3 separate regions of the Homo sapiens genome follow, and all the other regions are linked to region 1. A link is a contact called in ENCODE Hi-C or POLR2A ChIA-PET data. All regions are on one chromosome and are shown on one strand. The core of a region is the stretch at or near the end of the contact, and the rest is flanking DNA. Distances in the headings are between cores, read along the strand shown.

Region 1 (3,181 bases), core at 234-2,733:
CCCCCCCAAAATATATACACCTACTGTGTACCCAAAAAAGTTATAATTTTAAGAAATTTTTTGAAGCTTCAATCAAATAAAAATAAAGAACATCACAATCATGAATAAAATCTAAAACTCCACTTTGATGTCTGTAGCAGTGTGCAATCTGCATTCAAATGAATCAATCCGAAATGTCATATACACTTAATATTGTGAAACTAAAATAAATGAAATCTAATGAGGTCAAAAGCTGTTGGAAGATTTCATCTTCAAATAGCATATCATCAACTGTATGGCAACATGTGAACGACTTTTACTGTTCTAGCAAGTTGCATATATTCCACAACCTCACAGAAATCTTGTCATCAAAAGTAGGTAACAAGCTAAAAAAAACCTCAAATACATAATGGGAATAAACCGAGTTGGAGATTTTTTTTTAATCCGTAGGTACAGATACTACAACCTTCAATTAATTCACCAAAATCCTAACATAGTTGTTACTTTAATTACCAAAATATGTCAAGTCCCACCCCATATCCCTGAGTCCCCAGAGAACAGTTTATATACATAGACTCTAAATCTTTTTATTTTGGTCACGGACCCCCATTAAATTTTTGAGCATTTGAAATGCCCCCGAAAATCGCTCGTACATCATATTTTACATACACGGGCAGATAATTCATTAAGTTTCTTGGGGAGAGAGAAAGGTGAGGGGGAAGCGTCCATGGTCACTAAGTCCAGACCCCTGGTGTCGAGAAAGCGTTAACGTATCTCACAGCACAAGTCGGGAGACCTCGGCCAAGTCCCGCGGCGGCCCTGGGACCCCGCGTGGGACCATGGCTTGCGACCAGGTCGCCGCCCAGACGTGTACCGACGCGTGCACCCGCCGTCGGCCGCTCGCCCCACCTCGCCGGTAAACAGCAACTCCCCCGGCAGGAGGACGCCCGCCCCGCGCGCCGCCTCCGCCTCCCCCAGCGCCGCGCACCATTTTCTGAGAGGAAGTGTCGGGAGGCCGAGCTGGGCTCCCCGGACTCGGGGCGCGGAGGGCGGACCTCGGCACCGCGGCCGGACCGGGCTTTCCTCTGCTCCCGGGTGTGTCGAGTAAGGCTAGGAAGCAGCGGACGTGTCCGGGGCGCCGCGTGGGGAAAGGAGAGCCTGCGGCGGACGGCAACTCCGCGATTCCGGGATCCCCACCGAGACGCCCGGAAGCCCCGCCGTCGGGCTTGGCCGGGGCCGCTCCTCCGGCCGCCGGCGCCGCGCACTGCTCCCCAGCCCTTACGCGTCCCGCGGAGAGCCGGGTGGAAGCGGCGCCAAGGCAACCCGGTGCGGCCGCCGCGCCGCCTAGTACTTACCCATCCATGGCCCAGATGGAGGCGCGCACAGAGCAGGGACTGACGGGCTAACCGCGAGCAGAGGAAGCAGGCGGCGGCAGCAGGGCGGTTCCGGGGACAAGCGAGCTTTGGCTCTGCGGAGCCCCGGCCGGTCCGAGGTGGAAGGAGAGTGGGAACAGGGGCGGGGACCGGGCACGCTCCCGCCACCGCCGCGCCCCCGCCTTCCCCACCCCGCGAGCGCGTCCCCGCCTAGCCCGACCCCGCCCCCTCACCGTCCCCGCCCTCCCTCGGGGCCCGCCCCTGCGCTCGCGCCCACCCTCGCCCCGCTGGCAGCCGGCCTCCGGCTCAGCTCTGGGGCGCCCTCTTCCCGCGGTCGCTGTAAGACCCCGCCTCTCGGCCCCTCGGCCCGGCGCGCGCGCGCGCCCCCAGCCTCCCTCCTGCGTTCGCGGGAGCGCGCGCCTTGTGCTTCCCGCTCCGCCGCGCACCCCGCCCGCCCTCCCGCGGCCCCGCGGGCCTTCCGGCTTCGCAGACCGGGCCTGCCAGGTTTGAATGCCTCCCTCTGCCGGCAGGAAAAGCTATGGGGACCTGACTCCCAAGAGTAGGAAGGAATGTCCCACAAGGACCCCAGAAACGAGGTGGAATTGCCCCGGGTGCGCGAGGCTGTAGATGACACGTCCAGGGACCAGCCTCTGGCAGCCCGGCGCTGGAGTCGACCGCTGGGACCGACACCAGCCCCATAGGTGTGGCTGGGACGATGAATGAGGTGAAAGAGGCTGCCCGGACTGGAATTTGTATACAATTTAAGTATCTGAGTGCATTTCGACCTAACCGTCTAGTATTGAATTTATATGAAAAATTCATTGTACAAACATGGAATGGCTATATTCCCAGCATTTTTTAAAAGTTTACTCATTATTCCCTTTTTTCAGATGAAAATACATATACAAAGAGAGTGATTTGCTCACAGTTTCACAACCAGGAAACGTTTGCACCAGAGCCCTTCCCTCTGGTCTGAGCAAAAAGTATATATATAATATAACGAGTGACAACACGCTTGCTTTTTTCCCTTTTTAGTGAGAAATTGAGTACTTTTTCAACTCACAGATCACCAAAATGTAACCCCCTAAACTGTTAAGCCAAATTCTTAACCTACTGAGTAAAAAAGAGCGGGGCTCCTCCCCGTGGCTTCGTCATTTGAAAAGCAACTAACAAGAACCTCAAACATCTATCCTTGCTAATTTCCTGCTTTCAGATCAGTAGGTGCTGCTAAAAAGATCTAAACTGTGGACTCATTCATCATTCAGTCAGTATTAACCTACTATGTGCCGGGCACTGCATGAATACACAAGAAAATCAGGTTCCAGCCGTCACTGTTGAATGGATTCTTCAGTCCGTTTATGTATATTTTTGACATACAACTTTTCAAATAGGTAGAGTAATTCGGTGAGGTAATTCTTAAAGTCCTGTATCTAACCTCAGTCCCCTTCCAAAATGTCAAATACATTTTGTTTTGTATATTAAATCTAAATATTAAGTTGCATTTGTAAACATTGCCAGATGGAAATGTAGAATATCAACAAGATAAGTAGCTGATGCAGTCTTTCTATCACTGTATTTGGGATATATTCTGTTGATGAAATTTCCTTAACCCTTTTTTTAGCTACACAAGTAATATCAGCATAAATGCTCATTTTGGAAAATTCAAGCACTATAAAATATTGAAAAGTTATCATTAATATTTTTCTTCCCAAACCACCCCCTGCCCATGACTACCACTGTAACAATTCTGCGTGCATCCTTCTGGACCTTACTTTTTTTTGTTGTTTGTTTTTTTGTTTTTTTGTTTTTTTGTTTTGAGACGGAGTCTT
Region 2 (3,181 bases), core at 454-2,953, 810 kb before region 1:
GACATTTCCTATTCCTTTGCCTTCTCCAGCTTCTTCCTGATGCGTCTAAAGCCAGCCAAGGGGAGGTGGGTAAAGGAGAATATGCCATGGGACTCGGGACTGAGAAAACTTTTGTCTTCATTCTCAGCCCTGTTTCTTTTTTTTCTCTTTTTTTTTTTTTGAGACGGAGTTTCACTCGTTACTCAGGCTAAAGCGCAATGGCCTGATCTCAGCTCTTCACAACCTCCACCTCCCGGATTCAAGTGATTCTCCTGCCTCAGCCTCCCGAGTAGCTGGGATTATAGGCATGTGCCACCACACCTGGCTAATTTTTTGTATTTTTAGTAGAGACAGGGTTTCTCCGCGTGGGTCAGGCTGGTCTCAAACTCCCGACCTCAGGTGATCCACCCGCCTCAGCCTCCCAAAGTGCTGGGATTACAAGCATGAGCCACCGCGCCCGGCCATTCTCAGCCCTGTCTCTTCAGCTTGACTTGCTGCCTGTGATAAGCCCACTCCTTTTGAGAGGAGTGGTTCATTTAGTTGAGCTTGCTCTGCCCTTTTGAAGTCTCAGGGCCTTGAATCACCTTGCTCCTTCAGTCTAGAATGAATCTAGTCTTTCTCTCCTAACTCCACCCCTTCAGGGATCATCCAGTTATTAGAACCCTCCAAACAATTTTTCTGGAGTTCTTTGGCCCTTTTTGCAATGCCCCCAATAATCCATGCAAATACTCATTCATAAGCTCAACAAATATCTATTGAGTGCCTGCCATGGGCCAAGTCCTGTTCCAGGACCTAAACACACAACCTAGAACAAATGAAATAAAAATACTTACTCTTCTGAAATTAGTATTCTACTGGAGAAGGCGGACAAGTAGTAAAAAAAAAAATTAACAAACCTATAGGGCATGTTAGAAGAGGAAACAAGAGTAAGGTGGGATTCCTATTTAAGTGGAATGGTGGGAGAGCTTCATTGAGAAGACCTGAAGGGATGAGAGAGCGGGCCGTATGGCCACTTAGGGAAGGAGCAGGTCAGCCGGAAGTACCTGGCAGGTTACAAGAAGAGGAAGGGGTCTATCAAGATTGGAGCAGGAAAGTGGGGAAGAGGTGCGGGAGGTTACAGGGGCTAGATTCCATCAGGCCTTGTAGGCCACTATAAAGACTTGGGTTTTAACTCTGAGTGAAATGGGAAACCATTGCAGGGTTTTAAGCAAAGGAGGGTCATAATTTGACGTTTTTAAAACGTCCGTCTGGCTGTGGAGAATAGCCAAGAGAAGTAAGGTATAATCAAGAAGCTATTGCAATAATCCAGGTGAGCCATGAGGGTGGACTGGACCATGGGGGCAGGTGTGGAAGTCATAAGATTAATATGTGTTTAACTCAAGTTGTGGCATTAATTATGGCTTGCATTAAATGCATCGGTAATATGCTTCTGCGGTGGATTTTTCCACCTTAGATTTCAGGGAATGGAAGTGATGGGAGCGGGTAGGGAAGGTCTGAGGTTACTAAACAGATGGAGCCTCCTGGATCTGCAAACCTCATACGATTCTAGGCCTCTGAGCCTCTGGCGCAGCAATAATTCTGCAGCCGAGCCCACTAGCCGCTTCCCAGTGACCATGCGCAACAGGCAGGTGGGAGCCTATGGAAAGCGCGGACTTTCGGAAAGCTGCACGAGCGCGTTCGGGGAGTCCGGTTCAGCGCCTCTGCGCAGGCGCAGTGGTTCCCGCAGGCTTGCGCGCGCACTCGCTGCGGGACAAGCTTCTGGAAGCTCTTTGCGGTGGCGTTGGTGCTGTTTGCGGATGCTGATGCAGGTACTGGTCGTCCCGGGCCCCGAGTTTCGGGGCCGTGGCCGGGTCGCCGGCTCCGAGGGCGCACTTGGGGCGGGATGGGGGCCGGGAGCAGCCTACCAACGGGCTGTGCGCTGCGCTGCTGCTGCTTCTGTGGGAGGTGCGCACTCCGCTGCGGGATGGGGCTGTTGGCTTCCCTCCATCCCTCCCTGCGCCACTTGGGCACTGTTGACATTTTGGGCGGGATAATGCCTTGTTTTGTTTGTGGTGTGGCGGTGAGGGGGAGGCTCTCCCGTTGTGGCAGGATGTTTAACAGCGTCACTGGTTCTGCCCGTTAGATAACAGTACCACCTCTCGTCCTAGTCGAGCTAACCAAAAATGTGTCCAGACATTGCCAGAGGACCGCTGGGGGGTGAAATCTCTCCTTTTTTCTTCCCTCTGGTTGAGATCCTCTGGCTGCGTCACATTTTCACCGGGCCTCCTATGTAAACTCCCTGTAGACGGAGCCGAGTGTCTTAGTCATCGCGGAGCCCCAGGTGCTCAGCACGGCGCCAGGTACGTGGTGGGCGCCTAATATTTGGCAGAGGAATAAATGACGTCATGCTGCTGTGTGCCGGGCGCTGTACTCGGAAGTGGGTTGTTATTGGTATGGTAGTTGCAATGCGAGGCTGTCACATCCTTCACTTGTCGCATTGTAGTCCCGCTCCGGCTGTATTGTCATTTCCTGGACCCTCTGTGAGCGTGAGGACCCTTTCAGGCCTGTCCACGCCTGGCCCCGCAGCTCATGGCCCCTGGTCTCGTTCCAGCTCATTGTAGTTGCTCCGTCACTTATAGAATGAATGAATGAATGCAACACAGGGCAGTCTGTGTGCAAAGGAGTGCTTTGGGATCAAGCAGAGCATCACACCAGAAGTGACAGTTGAAAGGAGTCAGGCTTTAAAGACGAATAAAAGTTTGGTAGGAGAAAGAAAGCAACATTCCGAGGAGAGGGAATAGCCTTGGTGCAAAGGCTAGGAGAGTATGTAGAGAGAGAGGAGATACTAATTTATGGCTGTAGTGTCAATCGGGTAGCTAGAGCTCAAGAGGTGAGGTCATCAGACAGTGTCTCTAGATCACAATGCCATGGTCCCTGCATGTGAACTTTATCGAGAGACAGTTCGGTGGCTGGTGAGGGACTGTAAGCCGGGGAGTGATAAGATCATATTTTGCATGTTAGAAGGAATTTTTTGGCCACAGTGTGAGACTGGAGTGAAGAACCCTGTACTTAGGCAGTTTCAGAAGGATAGAATGGAGAGGTTCTTAGGAAATAAAATCGCCAGAACTTGGCGATTGATGGGAGAAGTAAGGAGGAAGAGAAATTTGAAAGTCAAATATTAAATTGGGCTTCTGAGTTGAGCAACTAGTGAGAAATGTGTGCC
Region 3 (3,181 bases), core at 251-2,750, 720 kb after region 1:
CTCCTTGTGATGATTTATGCCTCAACCCAACTGTCATTTGCTAAGGAAAGCTTTCCATGACTAACCTGGCTAAAGTCATGCACTCCCTACCCTCAATCACTCTGTACCACACCATCCTCTTTTACTTACTTCAGCACTTATTAGTGTCTGGAATAATTTTATTTGTTTATATTTTATGATATCTTTCATATTTCTATAATGTAAGTCATTGAGGGAGGGATTCTGGTTTTGTTTCCTGGTGTGTCTCCAGCATTTAAAACATTCCCTGGTTTTGAGGACAAAGCAGGGACTGCAAAACAACAACACCAAACAAATAAAATAAAAAATACCCCCTGGCATAAAATAAATGCTCATCTTACAGACTGTTCCTACTGTTCCTGCAAGTTTTCAATCACTGACACCCAAATACTCCCCAATCACTAACCTTCACAAACTTCTCCCAATTATGGATCTCTGCAAGTTCCCAACTATCACTCTCCACAGAACAATCATTAACCTCCACAGATCTCCAATCACTGACCACCAAAGAACCCTCAATCATTAAATGCAGCAATCCCCTCAAACTCCTGACCCCCTTAGACTTCTAGTCACAGAATCATAGAGGATCTTCAATCATTAATTCCTACTAATCACCTCATTACTCAAAGCACAGTTATTACTGCTAGACACCACCTAATTATTGACCTGCATACATCCCCAATTACCTTTTCTCCCCAGATGACATACAAATCATCTACCATCCCCAGAGACACCTCAACATTGACTCCCCAAACTCCAACAGTCATATTCCCCCCTCACTGGCCCCCCGATTCCTCCATTACCCACTGACCCTCAAAGATACTGCTAATCAAACTTCCACAGACATCACCGTCACTGACTCCCAAGCCCCAATCTCTGATGCTCCCAGATGCTCCCAATCACTGAATTTCCCAAATCCTAACACTGACCCTCTTTGATAACCCAGGCTCTAACCACCACAGGCACCCATAATCGCTGGCTCCCATAGACATCCCAAACCGCCAACCCCCACGGTCCTTCCCTATCTCTGACACATCACAAAGCCTCCATTTCTGATCTCCTTCCAAACTCCGACACTCGGTGACTGCCACAGACGCCTCCCCATCATTGTCTCTGCAGATCCCTCCTAATACTGATATCCTAAAGCCAAATCATTAACCCCACAGATAACTCAGAACACCGACCTCCCAAAAGACCATCTAGCATCGATTCCACCAATTCCCAAATCACCTATCGTCACAGACTACTCCAATCACTGCCCCGCAAGTACACCATCTCTGACCGCCAAAACACCCTGTCTCATCACAGCTCTCACCGCGGCGCTGGCCTCGGGCTCGGACACAGCCATCTCCAGTGGTCGCCCGGCCTCTTTGGTCGTTTCCGCACTTCTCCTCCGGTCCACGGTCTCTGGCTTTGTCAGAATCTGGACGCCGCTGGAGACCGACATGGCGGCTACCCGGAGGGCGGCCTTAGCGGGTCCGGCAGCCGCGATGGCGGCGCCCTTCGGTAATAGCGCACGGGCGCGGCCATCTTGGCAAACACTCAGCCGTACAGCGGAAGTGCGGGGACTTCTGGGACAATTAGATCGGGAGGTGGAAGCTGGCGAGGGCGTTACTTGCAGGATGCAGGAGTGATGCGATCAGAGCCAGCCGGAACCGAGTTCCGTTACGCACTACAGGACTGACCTGGGCCTGACAACCCACTGCCGGAGTTCGGATCGCATCACTGCCGGAAGATATTTTACAGAATTTGGAATTGCTTTTCCGAATACATGTCAGTGCGGCCAGCGGCTAGAAGTCCGGGAATCACAACGCTTAGTGCGGACTTTAGAAAGGCAGGATGCGAGAAATTGGAAGCATAACGGAGAAAAGCCTGATCGAACAAATAACATTATTTTATAGGGAGAGGACGTTAATCTTTGAGATATACGATAAATCTTTTCATATATAGTATAAGAACAATAAGAAAAACTGAAACAGAAACTTAAGTAAACACACCACTCCTCCGTGAGAGCCCGGGTTTGGTGAAGATATTTCACCAGAATAATCAAGCACTTGGAGAAATAATTCCTTAATGCGCCATTTCATGCATTAATTGCATTCATTGAATATGTGCAGGTTAGGTGCTGCGCTATGCAAGGTACTGGAAAAAGAGTGGAGAGGGGTAGGGATGATGTAAGTCCAGAGTCCAAAGGCCAGAAAACCAGGGTCTCCAATGTCAAAAGGCAGAAGATGAATGTCCCAGCTCAAGAAAAAAGAAAAGGTGGGAGGGAAGTGGGGATACTTAACGGGTTTTTAAAAAAAAAGAAAAGAAAGAAGGAATAAGACCTAGTATTTGATAGCACTACAGGTGTATATATCCAATAATAATTTAGTTGTACATTTCGAAATAACAAAGTATAAATGGATTGTAACACAGAAGATAAATGCTTGAGGGGATAGATACCCCATTTTCCATGATGTGATTATTGCACTGTGCATGCCTGTATCAAACTACTTCATGTACCCCATAAATATACTCACCTACTATGTACCCACAAAAGTTAAAGATTAAAAAAAAATAGAAAAGAGGATTCACCCTTCCTTTTCCTTTTTGTCCTTTCAGGCCCTCAGTGGATTAGGTGGTGGCCACCCACATTGGTGGGGGCTTTTTTATTCAGTTTGCTAATTCAAATGCTAATCTTTTCCCAGAAACACACTAACAAACCCAGAAACAATGTTTCACCAGTTTTCTGGGCATCCTTTAGCCCAGTCAAGTTGACCGATAAAATTAACCATCACCCTAACCATGATATACACAGACTTCCAGGTTACAGAATCTGTGAGATAATAGGTTTGTGATACTTTAATCCACTAAAGCTGGTGATAATTTGTTATCCAGCAATACTAAACTAAGGACTCAGTGAAGACTGAAAAATAATTGATGGCTTGAAATTACTCTTCACCTACTTAAGACACGGCCCCCTACACTGTGTTCCTGACAGAGTATTCTTTGAGCGTCACCTTTGTACGGATAGGCAATTGCTTTGTTTCTGCCTCAGATATGGTCCTGACTTTAATTGTTCCTGATATTAGAGTCGTAAAAAGGTACAATATTTTTTTCAATACCTCTCCTTTCCTTTCTTCCTCACAAATCAGAAAGAGGGGCAGTTCAGTTTCTCAAG

Evidence for each region. A loop is a pair of places that touch in the nucleus more often than their neighbours do. ChIA-PET counts read pairs that join two places held with the same protein, here RNA polymerase II (POLR2A). Pooled maps may share reads with other maps.
Region 2: a map of CD4-positive, alpha-beta memory T cell shows a loop between it and region 1 (19-fold over the local background). The contact joins the promoter of ZNF483 here to the promoter of PTBP3 in region 1. A Hi-C loop is called at or near these places in 1 of 168 maps with a recorded cell type or tissue (CD4-positive, alpha-beta memory T cell) and 7 of 50 pooled maps. POLR2A ChIA-PET finds 5 or more read pairs at or near these places in 1 of 52 experiments (T-cell).
Region 3: a loop to region 1 is called in a map of ascending aorta, with 6 times the contacts of the local background. The contact joins the promoter of ZFP37 here to the promoter of PTBP3 in region 1. A Hi-C loop is called at or near these places in 1 of 168 maps with a recorded cell type or tissue (ascending aorta) and 5 of 50 pooled maps. POLR2A ChIA-PET finds 5 or more read pairs at or near these places in 1 of 52 experiments (A549).

What each region holds. Positions count from the first base shown.
Region 1 is chr9:112,332,136-112,335,316 of GRCh38, forward strand. It overlaps PTBP3 (polypyrimidine tract binding protein 3), which reads right to left and starts at 1,484. Exons shown (of 14, transcript NM_001163788.4): 1 at 1,335-1,484. RefSeq lists silencers at 849-1,338, 1,489-1,808 and an enhancer at 1,558-2,528.
Region 2 is chr9:111,523,476-111,526,656 of GRCh38, forward strand. It overlaps ZNF483 (zinc finger protein 483), which reads left to right and starts at 1,704. Exons shown (of 6, transcript NM_133464.5): 1 at 1,704-1,787. RefSeq lists a silencer at 1,607-1,956 and enhancers at 2,057-2,256, 2,368-2,867.
Region 3 is chr9:113,055,224-113,058,404 of GRCh38, forward strand. It overlaps ZFP37 (ZFP37 zinc finger protein), which reads right to left and starts at 1,501. Exons shown (of 4, transcript NM_003408.3): 1 at 1,334-1,501. The coding sequence starts at 1,465. RefSeq lists an enhancer at 1,132-1,701.